Linked DNA regions of Homo sapiens: all the other regions are linked to region 1. A link is a contact called in ENCODE Hi-C or POLR2A ChIA-PET data. All regions are on one chromosome and are shown on one strand. The core of a region is the stretch at or near the end of the contact, and the rest is flanking DNA. Distances in the headings are between cores, read along the strand shown. Region 1 holds the start of LAMC1 (laminin subunit gamma 1). Region 2 overlaps RGL1 (ral guanine nucleotide dissociation stimulator like 1). Region 3 holds the start of RGL1 (ral guanine nucleotide dissociation stimulator like 1). Region 4 has its middle 19 kb from the start of LINC00272.

The links. Hi-C counts contacts between places; a loop is a spot of excess contacts on that map. ChIA-PET counts read pairs that join two places held with the same protein, here RNA polymerase II (POLR2A). Pooled maps may share reads with other maps.
Region 2: a loop to region 1 is called in a pooled map, with 5 times the contacts of the local background. The contact joins the enhancer-like site here to the promoter of LAMC1 in region 1. A Hi-C loop is called at or near these places in 3 of 37 single-sample maps with no recorded cell type and 3 of 50 pooled maps.
Region 3: a loop to region 1 is called in a pooled map, with 19 times the contacts of the local background. The contact joins the promoter of RGL1 here to the promoter of LAMC1 in region 1. A Hi-C loop is called at or near these places in 1 of 37 single-sample maps with no recorded cell type and 4 of 50 pooled maps. POLR2A ChIA-PET finds 5 or more read pairs at or near these places in 1 of 52 experiments (Panc1).
Region 4: a loop to region 1 is called in a pooled map, with 4 times the contacts of the local background. The contact joins the enhancer-like site here to the promoter of LAMC1 in region 1. A Hi-C loop is called at or near these places in 6 of 37 single-sample maps with no recorded cell type and 6 of 50 pooled maps.

The regions. Positions count from the first base shown.
Region 1 is chr1:183,021,735-183,025,041 of GRCh38, reverse strand. LAMC1 (laminin subunit gamma 1) reads right to left here and starts at 1,622. Exons shown (of 28, transcript NM_002293.4): 1 at 908-1,622. The coding sequence starts at 1,325. RefSeq lists enhancers at 706-1,259, 1,815-2,369, 2,370-2,925 and silencers at 1,214-1,353, 1,374-1,443, 1,494-1,883, 1,914-2,303.
Region 2 is chr1:183,840,966-183,844,272 of GRCh38, reverse strand. All of the region lies in intron 2 of RGL1 (ral guanine nucleotide dissociation stimulator like 1), which reads right to left. Among named protein-coding and RNA genes, the nearest start is that of RGL1, 37 kb to the right of the region's middle. RefSeq lists an enhancer at 2,436-2,485. Within about 2 kb of position 1,536, at least 18 of the 41 ENCODE cell types and tissues checked have a DNase peak (open chromatin) inside an H3K27ac peak, as active enhancers do.
Region 3 is chr1:183,803,607-183,806,913 of GRCh38, reverse strand. RGL1 (ral guanine nucleotide dissociation stimulator like 1) reads right to left here and starts at 1,794. Exons shown (of 18, transcript NM_001297671.3): 1 at 1,590-1,794; 2 at 429-539. The coding sequence starts at 1,616. RefSeq lists an enhancer at 115-174.
Region 4 is chr1:182,424,707-182,428,013 of GRCh38, reverse strand. No RefSeq gene overlaps it. Among named protein-coding and RNA genes, the nearest start is that of LINC00272, 19 kb to the right of the region's middle. Within about 2 kb of position 1,478, at least 2 of the 41 ENCODE cell types and tissues checked have a DNase peak (open chromatin) inside an H3K27ac peak, as active enhancers do.

The DNA of each region.
Region 1 (3,307 bases), core at 373-2,872:
CACAATAATGAAACTTTCTGCCTATTTACGTATCTCAATGATGAAGAAAACCTTAGCTAGACCGAACATTATTTTTGGTGCTTCCAGATACATATGTCCATCCTCAATCCACTGCCCTGCCATGAAGTTTTCTACACATCCCTTTCCTGATTTCTGAAACATCACTTACACGTGTTTCTACAGTTGCTTTGAATGAAAGCAAAAGGGAAGACAGTAAAGGAGAGCCTTTTTACCCAGGGACAAGGCTATGCCCAGCAATTACAGTGAGTGCACTTCCTTTTGTTCATTCTGCACCAGGATTAGCAGTCAAATCGCTTTGTGGTTCTTAATTAAGGCTGAGCAGCTATAAAGAACAATAACTTCAAAAGTGAATTTATGTTTTAATTACACATAGGCAATATAGGCAGCGAAGGCATTTGCTCCCCTCAAATTCCCCCTTAACTCAACAGAGCAATCACCCTCAGCCCTGGAAGGACATCTAAACATTTTAAAGGCGAAAGTGTTTAAGGCGGACCTTCTTGTTTCCGATCCAAGAATGCGCTGTGATGACCTTGCTAGCAAAGAGAAAAGTGGGGATGGGAGTTTCTGATTAACGCTTCAGAAAAAAAAGGGGGAAATCACAATCCTAACAGCCGAAATGCAGAATAATCAGAGAGCCAGAATCCCGTTAAGTCAGAAAGAACAGGAAAGCAGAGAGACTCGTGCGGAACATCCTGGCCCTCACGGGATGTTAAAAGCAGTATCTATTTAAGAAGTTGGAGAAAGGAGTTTCTGTGTGGCCCATGCCGGGGAACAGAGAGCAAACACGCGGCCGTCTGCGCCCGTGAGGCCGGCCACTGGGACGGAGCCGGTCCGGGAGCTGGGCTGCTGGCGAGCAGTAGCAGGGGACGGGGCTGTCACCGCTTACCCAGGTGCAGCGTGAGGTTGATGGAGCTGGGGTACTGCACCCCGGCCAGCATGGTCTGGCTTTGCCACCAGGTGGTGTCGGCCTGGTTGTTGTAGTCGGTCAGGAAGGCTGCCCCGTGCTGCAGGTGGGGCTGCCCGGCGTCGCACAGGTGACAGGACTTGGTGACCCCGGTCACCCCGGTCTGCACACAGTATTCCTCGGGCGGAGTCCCACACGTGTTGGTGGCCACCACAGTCACGTTGAAGGCGGCGTTGACGAACTCGGGCATGCAGCGCTGCGGCCGCCCGCCCTCGTCCGTGCACTCGTCCATGGCTGCCTGGGCACAGCCCGCCGCGGCGGCCGCCGCCAGCACGGCCAGCACGGGCCAGAGCCGCCCCCGGGGCCGCAGGGCCGGCGCGGCCCGATGGCTCCCTCTCATCCCGCCGCCCGCACGCTGGGTCACGGCGAAGGCAAGGGCACCGGCGCGTTCCTCTCGCCTAGCGGCGTCCCCCGGAGGCCGCTTCGCTGCTTGAGCCTGGGGGCCCAGGGGCCTGACTCCGGCGCGGGCGGTGGCGGCGGCTCGCGCCGGAGAGACTGACGGGTGGGCGCCCCTAGCGAGGACCGCGCTGCTCGCCGACCACTGCCCCCGCGCGCCGCCTCCGCGCTTCCCTCACCTACCCCGGGAGCAGCCTGCACTCCGCGCCGACCCCCGACTTCCGAGCGCGTGCCCGAGTGCGCGCCCCCGGGGAGGAAGGAGCAGGGGGTGGGGTCGGCAGGGTGGGGTGGGGTCTGGGCGAGGAGAAAGCCCAACCCTGTCTCCTCTCAGCAACTCCCGCGGCCCCTGGGGCAACTCCCCGGCCCACCGCGCCCCATGGACTGCGCGTCCGCCCCGGCGACTCCAGGAGGCGGCGGGGGCGGGAGCAGCGGCGTCTCGCGCTCGGGCCCGCGGCGCGCGACCCGGGGGGAGGGGCGCGCGAGGTGGGCGGGGAGCCGGGGGAGGGGGTTGGGGGAGGGGAGGGGAGAGGAGGGGAGAGGAGGGGAGGGGAGAGGAGAGGAGGGGAGGGGAGGGCGGCTGGGTGGTGCATGCCGGGAGGGAAGGGCGGCCTCGCAGACCCGCTCCCCGCGCGGGAGTCGCTGGGGTCCTTGGGCTCCGCGGCCTGGGAGACTCCGGATTGCGGGAGGAGTCGGGGGAGGGCGCCTTAGAGGGGCGATGCCGGGTCAGGAGGTCGCTCGGGGTCGTCCCTGGGGCCTCGCGCCAATTTGGGCTGCGGCAAGAGGGTCCCCGCCCGGCCAGGTGTGGGTCCGAACCGGGAGCGCCCGCTGCTGCCCGGGGCCCCGCTCCAGCCCCTCCCGAACAGAGGTCCCGGGGCGTTCATGGGGCCGACACGGTCCCTGGAGAATCAGAAGGGCCTGGTCGCAGCAGCCAGATGAGTTTCGTGAAGCGATTTCCTGCCGCTGATTTAAAGTGTAACCAGTCGTTTTACCGGGGCAAGGAAGGAAGTGAAAAGGCTGGGAATGGAATGAATTTTTCCCTTGGGTACGCACGACCCACTGCGAAATTCTTCCACTGTGTTGTTTGTGTTCCTCGGCTTGCCTTTAAAAGACTCGAAATTATGTGGATTCTGACATCCTCCTTTTCGGGCCTGCTGAGTCACGGAATATTCTCAGTGCCAGAATGACTCAGTTCACAGAACCTGAGCCAGAAGATCATGAGTTTTAGTCCCGGAGCAGAACCTGGGCGCTTACCCAGTGCTGGATACGGCAAGCAGAGACCAGGGCAGGGAGGCAGCAGCTTGAAACCCTTGGCGTCCCCAAGCAGAGAGGATGCACATAGTGAATGACACGGATTTGTTTTGTTCTAGCTTTTCAGGAATTTAATGATAAAGTGCGGATAATAAGTACACCGCAAAAACAAAACAAAAAAACACATGCATAATTTCGGACCCAGTTGTCCCATTAAGATAGGCGTAATGGGAATCTGAAACAAGGAAATAAGTATATGTTAGGTGACTCTGGATAGTTAGGGTTAGTTAGACGCAGACTGCTGATTAGGAAAACCTTAAGGATAATGTTCTGGTAGGATGAAGAAGGGAGGGGAATCTAGGGTCTTGTTACACGGCTGAGCTTACTTAGCAAGTTATGTTCATCACTGTTCCGTTTATTTGATGAGATGGGTGGAGATTATGCATGGCTAAAGGTGCCTCATTCTTGGCACCTTCTCTTTGGGAGAATTAAGTTGTGGGGACTAATAATTTTTTAATCCTTTCATACATGAGTTGAAGCGAAATAAATACGTTCATTTACACCTAGAGGGGATTATATGCTCTCTCAGTCCTTCGTTGTACTTGAGGACAAACGTGGGCATATAGGACAAAAATAAGGATGTTAGTTGTGAATAAAGCTACAGATTTGTAATAAACT
Region 2 (3,307 bases), core at 287-2,786, 820 kb before region 1:
TTTCAAATGTGTATTCCTTTGATCTCTTTATTAATACAAAAATGTCAGGATGTTTTGTGTTTTGTACCTTGTCACTTCAAAAGACCTGGCCAAAATAATTGTCAGCCTGCATGATATTCAAAAGTAGCAGTTAGAAAATATACTTCAGGATGGGAGCGGTGGCTCACGCCTGTAATCCCAGCACTTCGGGAGGCCAAGGGGGGTGGATCACCTGAGGTCAGGAGTTCAAGAACAGCCTGGCCAACATAGTAAAACCCCATCTCTACTAAAAATACAAAATCAGCCACGTGTAATGTGCGTGCCTGTAGTCTCAGCTACTCAGGAAGCTGAGGCAGGAGAATCACTTGAACCCAGGAAGCGGAGGTTGCAGTGGGCTGGAGATTGTGCCACTGCACTCCAGCCTGGGCAACAGAGCGAGACTCCATCTCAAAAGCAAACAAACAAAAAAAAACATGAAAATATACTTCAATGTTAAATATTAACAACAATAAAAGGAATGGCTTCTCAGTGGTTAGGGATAGTCAAACTCTGATTTAAATCAAGCTTCCTCGCCTTGTGATAATAACAGTGTTCCCTTACCAAACAATGTTGAAATTTGACGATTCTTATTTTACTTACAATGGAAACTCTACTTTAATTCTAAATCCTTCTTATCAAAAGTGATGATTATTTAAAAGAACTATTTTTTCACCGAGTATTGACGTGTCCCAAAATTCAAACACAGAGAAAAATGCTTGTCAAAGGACCTGATGAAGTGGGTCCCATTTCCTGCCAGAAAGCAGAGATTTGGCAGAAAGCCAGGGTTCTCCCTTGGGAATGGAATTATGTTTCTCATTAACCCAGCCCCTCTCTTTCAGTACTTTCTTACTCGGAAAAAATTTCAATATGCATACATGATTCCTGTAAGTCCCTTTAACAGTATTTGTTCCTCAGGGTTTGCATCTGTGCATTAGGAAGAACCACATATGACCTAACAGAAGACTAATAAAATATTTTGAAAATTTAGATTTAAAAAATAATTTTCAAAGTGAACATCAATGACAATATCATAAAATAAGTATAGAATTGCTCTTGTGCCTACAATCATTCTCACACAAAATAACAATGCATGTTAAGTTATCAGAGAATTTGCTTAATGTCATTTTCTGTAGAACTGCTAAATATCCTAATACCTGCTTATTATGGCAGGGGAAAGATCTGATGACTTCTAATTTGCCAACATTCAAATAGAGTACATTTCTTATGAAACAAAAACTTAAAATGATCTGCTTACCACTGAAATTATTTTGAAATGAAACTGTACAGAGGGGAAACACAAAAAATACTCTGCCATATGGCCCGACAAGAGAAGCTAAAATGTTAAAAGTTTCATTTTTGCAAGAAAAGATTCCTATAGGTCTGTAAGTGTTTTAAGAGACTTTAGGACCTGTTTTTGCTTATATTATCTTAGTAACTTTGAATTATTAAGTTGAAGACGAAAGGGGTGGAACCCTTGTCAGACAAGTGCTTAATAACCCAGACTTAGAAAGCAAGACACGGAGGCCTGAGCCTGTCCTGTGGGTTAGCACGCTAACAGGAAACAGCTCAATCTGGATTTAATCATAGACCGTCGCTTTACTGACAAGATCACGGTACTGTGACCACAAAAATGTTTCATGTTTGTTTTTTTGGTTGATCTTTGTGCCTTTAGAATCCAGCTTTTTCTAAGAGAACATGTCTGAGTCCTATGGGGTAAATATCTAAAACTGTGCCCAAGTGTCCTACCAGGTAATTTCCATAATTATCGATTTTGGCATGAGACGGAGAGGAAAAAGGGCATGTGAGAGATGAAAGATGCCATATTTCAATTCCGTTTCCAGTCATGGAAAAATAAACTCTTTCACCTTCTAAAACATAAACTGTTAACCAGTTGGGTGTTTCTAATTTGAAAAAAAAAAAAAGTCCCTTCAATCAAAATAATAATTCAGTCATCTGATAGTTTAACAGGGAACGTGTTAAGCAAACAACCTCATTAGGATGGAGACAGTATGGAGTCCTCCACACCATGATCACTCTTCAGTATATCAGTTCTCAGGCATCTTGGCCTGAGCAGCAAAGTAAATAGTGAGTACTATTCCAGCTGTTAACTCCCTCCAAAAATCTAAAACCCACACCCAATCCCTACATTCATCCCCAAACACCAAAAGTAAGTTTTATGCTTCCTTTTCATATGCCCTACAACCACTATCCAGCAACAACAAACCACCACAATACAGGCTGAGGATCTTTTATCTCAAATTCTTGGGACTGAAAGTGGTTTGGATTTCAGAATTTTTCAGATTTTGAAATATTCCCACTATACTTACCATTCAAGTATCCCCATTCTGAAAATCCAAACTGCAAAACACTGCAATAAGCATGGATGTTGGAGCACTTTGAATTTCGGTTTTAAGATTAAGGATACTCCACCTGTATAGGAAAACCCACAAGCTGACTCACAAATAAGCTCTGCTCATCTCTCCATATTACTCAACTGCATAAATTTCTTTGCCATGCAACAAAATTTGCATCATTCTCTCAGCAGAAATCATGTATGTAATGACACCCAGCAGAACATGACAAGGCCAATACACCTGAGTACTACAGTGACTATTTACACACAGGACACTCAGAGATGTTAAGGTAAAGTCTAGAAAATACTTTAGGGCCCATGATGTCAAGCTCAACATGAGGTTCTGCCTTGTGTGAACTTTTATTAGGTTGGTGCAAAGGTGATTATGGCTTTTGCCATTAAAAATAGTGGCAAACTTAACAAAACTTAAACCAAAACTTGTCACAATCACCTTTGTGCTAACCTAATATTGGGTGGGAAGTCACTTTTTTGCTAGGTTAGGGTTGACAGATAAATTACAGGATGCCCAGTGAAATTTTAATTTCAGAGAAATAATGAATAATTACATACTATGTGGTATAAGTATGTCCCATTCCATGTTTGGGATCTATGCATACTAAAAAAACCTATTTGTTATTTATCTGAATTTGAAATGTAATTGTGTATCCTGTATTTTTATGCTACTAGCACATACACAATGGCTGTCTTTTCCATTTATTCATCTACTTATTCAGCTACATATTAACTAAATGGTACTATGTGCCAGGCACTGTGCAAGGTACTAGACATATAAAGGTAAATAGCATGCAGTTCTGGCAACCAAGTTGTTCAGTCTGGTGAAGGAAACAGACACAAAGAAACCATTACAATAAAATGTGAGTAAAATGGTGGAGAGAGAGGCAAGACATGGAGGGAAGCACCAAGAGGGGCCCAGTG
Region 3 (3,307 bases), core at 545-3,044, 780 kb before region 1:
ATCTGGGTACCTCCTAGAGATATAGGAGCAAGGCAGACGCTGACAGCATCAATTGGGGGAGGGCAGAGAGAGACAAGGGTGGCTTCTGGGCAAAGCTGCTTATGGCTCTTGTCTAAGAGAGTGCTGCTCTCTGGGCCTGTATTCTGTGTGTCATTTTCTGCCACTCCACCCCCAATCTATTTGCCAAAGACCTCAAGATGTTTCTAAGAGGTTCTGAATTATTGACAAACCTAGGGAAGATGCTTTTGAAAACATTAAATACAAAAAGAGACCTGTTCAGCTAGTGCAAACACTTGGTCATTAGCATTTTCCTTTTTAAAGCGAAAAGAGGAAAAAAAAAAAAGCCTGCCTCTGTTAAATAATAATGATATTCACAGAACGACAGACACTGAAATTCCAAAGTTCACCATCTCGCCAGCTTTACTCACCCCTAGCCATCTTGCTCCTTTATTGGCAGCCTGTTGAATCTGGACTCTTTTGAGGGTGACATGGTAAACAGCTCCTTCCTCTACCTCTTCACCCCAGTCCTGAATCGAGCTCTGCCAGGGACGGGATAAAGAGAAAGAAAAAGAGTATTTTTTTCCTCTCTGCTAACCACAATCTATCCCAGCTGCCTTGCTGCTTACAACAGCACTCAGGGCACAAGATGGGCTGTTCAAAATAAATATTACAATCCGCAATACAAGACACATTTTGATAGAGGGAATGCTGAGATTTTCTTGGCTTGCAGTCCCTTCCTGTGGTATCAGGATCCCCTGACTTTTCCATTTAGTTATTTCTCCTAGACTTGCTCACATATCTTAAATAGTTTTGTTTTGAAGTCTTTCTTTTTCTTTACAAAGAAACTAGATTAGTCCTGATTAACTTGTCCCCCTTAAGTGAAAGGAAAAATAATTCTTTGTAAAAAAAAAAAAAAAAAAAAAAAAAAAAAAAAAAAAAAAAGAAAAGAAAAGAAAAAGAAAAAGAAAAAAAGAAAAGAATAAGTCTGTACTTTTTAGAGTGGCTCGGTCATTGAAGAAACCAGATTTTAAACTCAGACACAAACAAGTGTTTAAAACGCCAAGAGTCCTCACTCCTTTGGAAGTGAAGTGGTTTGCTTGTCTTTTCTCCTCATTGTTTTGGAGCCCACAAAGTTAGCGGGGGTGGAAAGTTTTTATTTCCGTAAAATAATCTGGCAAGTGCAGAAAAAGCAACACATCATCAGGCAGCTTCTACTAAAATCTGTGCAGCGACCCCCTGGATTTCCATGTCCCCAGCTAAACCTGAGGTTTGTGTTAAAGAGCCGCTGGGACGCAGAAGCGCTCCGCGGTTCACCCACACTAACAGTTCTTTTTCCTTCAAAGTTCTCCCCTCCTGACATGCATCTGCCCCAGACACACCACAGGCAATTGCTGAGAAAGTAGGTACGGTTGAAAGGGAGAAGACACGCAGAGAGAGAGGAATACAAAGCGGAGTGAGAGAGCTTTAGCTCACAAGTATGGAATCGGATTGCTCCGTTCACTCCGAGGGAGTCCAAAACACGCCCAGCGAAAGCGGGAGAAGATTCCCCACCAGAGAAGCCTCGGGAGAAGGCAGAGAGCTCTCGTTACCATTTTAGCTTGCCAAAGCAATTTCATTCTCAGTTTTCTCTCCGGTGCGCGAACGCTGCATGATGCGCCCTGCTCGGAGGCCAACGCAATGTCTGCTGGGCTCAGCCCCGCGGCGCCTCGCCCCGGTCCCGGTCCCGAGCGACCGCAGCGCACAGACACGCGCCGCGCTGCCCCCGCCGCCGCCGGTGCGCGCGACTCGGGCCACAAAGGGAGCGCGGCGAGCGAGCGAGCAAGCGAGGAGCAGACTCCTCCCCACGCCACTCCGTGATGTAAGGCTTTCCTGTTTGTGCTTGTGAGCACACTCTCCCTTTCTTCAGTCCCATGGATAAAGTCAGCATGAAAGCGTTTCTCCAGTTCTGAAGGTGATTGGGAAACAACACTTTCAAGTTTATCAGGTTTTCCTGACGGTCACCAGGTGCCAAAATAGAACTGAGTGTGGGATGGAGGATTTGTGTGTGTCTTCTTCCTTCGCTAAAACAATGGAAGGAGAAAGTCCAAAAAACTTCCATTATCTGCCTATTATCTATTTTGATTTTAGAATAATTAAGTCAGAATGACCCCAGTGAGAGCCGCAATACTAGACGCCAGGAAGTTTTTCATTAGGACAGAGGATAAGGTCAGAGGACACCCGGGTATTCCAAAACCATGCCCAGGGGCTATACCCTCTCCTGCATCAGCACACTGCCAACAGGAAATCGCGCTGGGCTTTTCACCACCCCAATTACCCAGTAACTGGCCATTGGGGGTGGGAAGGGAACAAAGCAGGGTAAGGTTTTGCTAGGACTGACAGTGTCCTGGAGGTTCTGTGAGTCTTTGTGAGTAGCCACCATGGGTTGAGTTGCCTGTACTGTAGGGACACAGTAGGATCATAGCCACAGGGAAAAGTTCTTCATCAGATGACTACCAGCAGGAGTTTTATCATAATGGAAAGATCTGCTATAGGGATAAAAGATTATTACATTTTTTTAGATCCAGTTTTAACAAGTCAACAGCAAGAGATACCAGATAATGCAGTCAAACTTGACACCTGCCAGAATTCCATGCAAATTGCAAATACCTTTAGGGCTCATGTCTTTCATACTATTCACCCTAAATGAATTTAATCACCTTCAAATAAAAAAAAAAATAGGTCTCCCACTAATTGCCATACTATGACATAAGCCTGGGTTTTGGTTAATGGTAAATATATCATGAGCTGACAATTTAGCAAATCAAGTGTACTGATGTTCCCAGGAGAGCAGAATAAATGACAGCAAGGGCACATTAAGCAAAAACAAAAGGATCTGTGGACACTTGAGAACATCTACAAGTCATTCAGCCAGGTTATCCCCATACAACCAGAACCTAAGGGCACCATCACTGTATAGAGAGGAGATGCCCTTTTAGCAAGCTGAAGTGGTTGTTCTATAATTTAAAAAACAAACGAACGAAAAACACATAGACTAAATCCTTCTATGATGATCAGGGCAGAATGTTGCTGGGAACCAGAGGAAAATCATGTGAAGGCCCTACCTCCCTGCTTGTTAAGCCATCCTCAGGAACCCAGGCCCACCTCTAGAGGACCTATTAGGTGATCTTGGACACCACGAAATGCAACTGAGGACAGTTAAACAACCTGTAAGATTAACTTCACCACTACTTTAACCTGATTTTTGGCTACACATTTGGCAGTAACTGAAATATTTCCATTTCAGGGATATTAAGCAGTTTCTTCAACC
Region 4 (3,307 bases), core at 229-2,728, 600 kb after region 1:
GTCTGTTTTCTAGAGAAAGTAAGGGCATTTGAGTTGGGGCAGTTCTCACATCCAGGTGGGTGCTTTGTTTCTTCTTGGGGCATGGTTCAGCCAAGCCATTGTAAGCATGTAGTGGGGAGCGGGTGTTCTACAATATGGAAAGAGCTGCTCCTGGAGGCTAAGGTTCCTCCCACAGGAGGGTCCTTAGTGTGACTCTCTCTCCTCCTCTCCATTCTCATCAGGAACCTTTAATACTCAGGAAAAATCAGAGAACATTGCTGGACTGGAATGGAGTCCTGGGCCACCTGAAAAGGATTTCCATTTCTCCTGTCCTTGGAAGGAGAGACATAAGAGAGCCAAGTACAGAAAATCCAAACTACTTAAGTCAAGGTTAGAGCACGACAAATCACCCATTAAACCCTTTTCAGTGTAAGGTTTAGCCTGCTAAACCCTTTTCAGATTATAAGTAAGAGTACCTGCCCACTCTCATTAGCATTATTTCCACCATGGACTCACACCCATAAAAGACAGCCCAGTTTCTCAGGTGAGGGAAACAGATGAGGGTCTGCTACTTTAAGGCCTCTGAGAACATGAAGTCCCTCCTAGGTGGTCTTACCAGTCCCCCTGCATCAACAAGATTTGGTACTGTGGTGCTTTAGCCAAGTATTAATAGTTACCCAGCCCAAGATGTTCCAGAACAGCCTTGTGCCACACCACATTGAAAATCAGGCCTGGGCCCTGAATATGCCACTGCGAGAGGAAACTTGCTTGAGTTTCCCATCAAGAGAAGTGAGAACTTTCATATTACCCAGAGCAACAATTTGCAGTTATTGGGGTCATTCTGAAAGTTGACTCAGGTGCATCAAAATAACTCTCATCATTTGAATGGTCATAAGAATCAACAGCTTGGCTATGAGAACATCAGGCAAGAGAGTACATAGTTATTTTTCCTGATTTTCTGCCTATGCAGATGTAAAAATTATACATAAACATTTTCACACTCTCTGAGCGGAAGTAATGTTACTCACTTTTTTTTTTTTTGAGGTGGAGTCTCACTCTGTCACCAAGGCTGGAATGCAGTGGCACAATCTTGGCTCACTGTAACCTCTGCCTCTCGAGTTCAAGTGATTCTCATGCCTCAGCCTCCTGAGTAACTGGGATTACAGGTGTGTGCCACCATGCCTGGCTAATTTTTTGTATTTTTGGTGGAGATGGGGTTTCACCATGTTGGCCAAGCTCAGCCACCCAAAGTGCTGAGATTACAGGCGTGAGCCATGGTGTCTGGCCATGTCACTCATTTCTGAAGTGAAAAAACTGGCTTTAGCCCCCAAGACTGTCAGGAAATGGACCCTTCATCATCCACCTCGATTTCCCCTTTTCTCTAAGAATCCCACGGCTAATACAGTCTCAAAATCTGTTGAATAGCCAACCATTCTCAGAAAAGGGAGAGGCATGAATAGTGTTCTTGACGTTGCTATGGTAACAAGTCCCCACCCTTCTTACCCTCCACCTCTCACCCTCATCTACCATGGGGAACTGACTTCATAGCTCCCTAGTGCTGTAGCCCACTGAAATAAAGGGGCTGCCACAGCTTGGTTCCTGCTCAAGCCAGCAGGGGCTTTTTTAGGAGGACAGCTCTCTGAGCGACCACATTCACCCTGAGCCACCTCCAACACCAGTGCTCCTTTCATGGGCCTCAGAGCCTTCTGACCCACTGGATCCCATCAGCTCTTGCTGTTTCCTCTGAGGTCTTGCTCAGAATGAGTGATTGCATCTACTGCCAGCCAAACCCACAGTCTTGTGCCCTTCCCAGTCTCTGGGATTTCTTGCAGGGTGGACTGTTGCTTGCTTTTTAATCTCCTAAAACCCAAAAGGTCCATCCTGACCCTTCTTCAATAGTTTGAGTACTGTACCACCAGAAGGGGCTTGCATTTTAGGGAAAAAACAAAAAACAAAGCAAAACAAAAAAACTGTCTTCTCTCCTGGGTGACTAGAAGGATCCAGACTTCAGGAACACAAAGGCTTATTTGCCACCCTTTTGGTAGACCCAGGACAAGAACTTTCATCCCTTCTTTCTTTTTCTTTTTCAGTTTTCCAGTTTTTCTAAATTAATTTTTTAGCCAGGCACAGTAGCTCATGCCTGTAATCCCAGCACTTTGGGGTGGTCAAGGCAGGCGGATCACCTGAGGTCAGGAGTTCAAGACCAGCCTGGCCAACATGGTAAAAACCTATCTCTACTAAAAATACAAAAATTAGCCAGGCGTGGTGGCAGGCACCTGTAACCCCAGCTACGCGGGAGGCTGAGGCAGGAGAATCGCTTGAACCTGGGAGGCGGAAGTTGCAGTGAGGCAAGATAGTGGCACTGCACTCCAGCCTAGGTGACTGAGGGAGACTCTGTCTCAAAAAGGAAAAAAATAATAATTTTTAAAAAGTATCATACATAGGCCAGGTGTGATTGCTCACACCTTTACTCCCAGCACTTTGGGAAGCCAAGATAGGAGGATGGCTTCAGCCCAGGAGTTCAAGACTAGCCTGGGCAACATGACAAGACCCCATCTCTACAAAAAATAAAAAATTAGCTGGGTGTGGTGGTGCATGCCTGTAGTCCCACCAACTTAGGTGGGAGCATCACTTGAGTCTGGGAAGTCACAGCTGCAGTGAGCTGTGATTGTTCCACTGCACTCTAGCCTGGCTGATAGCACAAGACCCTGTCTCAAAAAAAATTTCATATATAATATACTGTGCCACTTATACTTTGATGGCATAATAGCCATTTCTGCTCAATATTTATTTATTTTTGAAATATCTTGTTGATTTAAAGTTGTGTTTTTGTTGATTTACTTTATTATACCAGAAAATGAGGTATGATGACTTTGAGATTTGAAGCTTTTGCTAGTCCTCTGAGCTTAGTAATCGTTATGCACACGAATCACTTTTTAGTGACAATGAAACTTCAGTTTACCTGCCATCAAATTGTTTAGGAAACTGGAATGAAAATAGTTTTTGGTTTTTTAGTCTTAAAACCATTTTAGACATTAATATTGTTAAAGTGTGTTGAGCCATCTCTGCCATCTTTGATAAAGTATTTTGAATGTACTTAACTTTTAATTGTTTATGGCTCACTTACTTATCCTGTCCCACATCATACAGGAGCACCATGAGCGGTGGGAGAAGGATACAGGGTGAGTGCTGTGATTATTTACACTTAGCCCCAAACTGTTAAGATCTTTTAGGATTTTGTTCTGCTTGTCAGAGTTTATTCTCTTGTCAGACTGCTATCTCGTTCTTTCCACTGTCAATGCGAATTTTCTTCTTCAATTAGTATGTT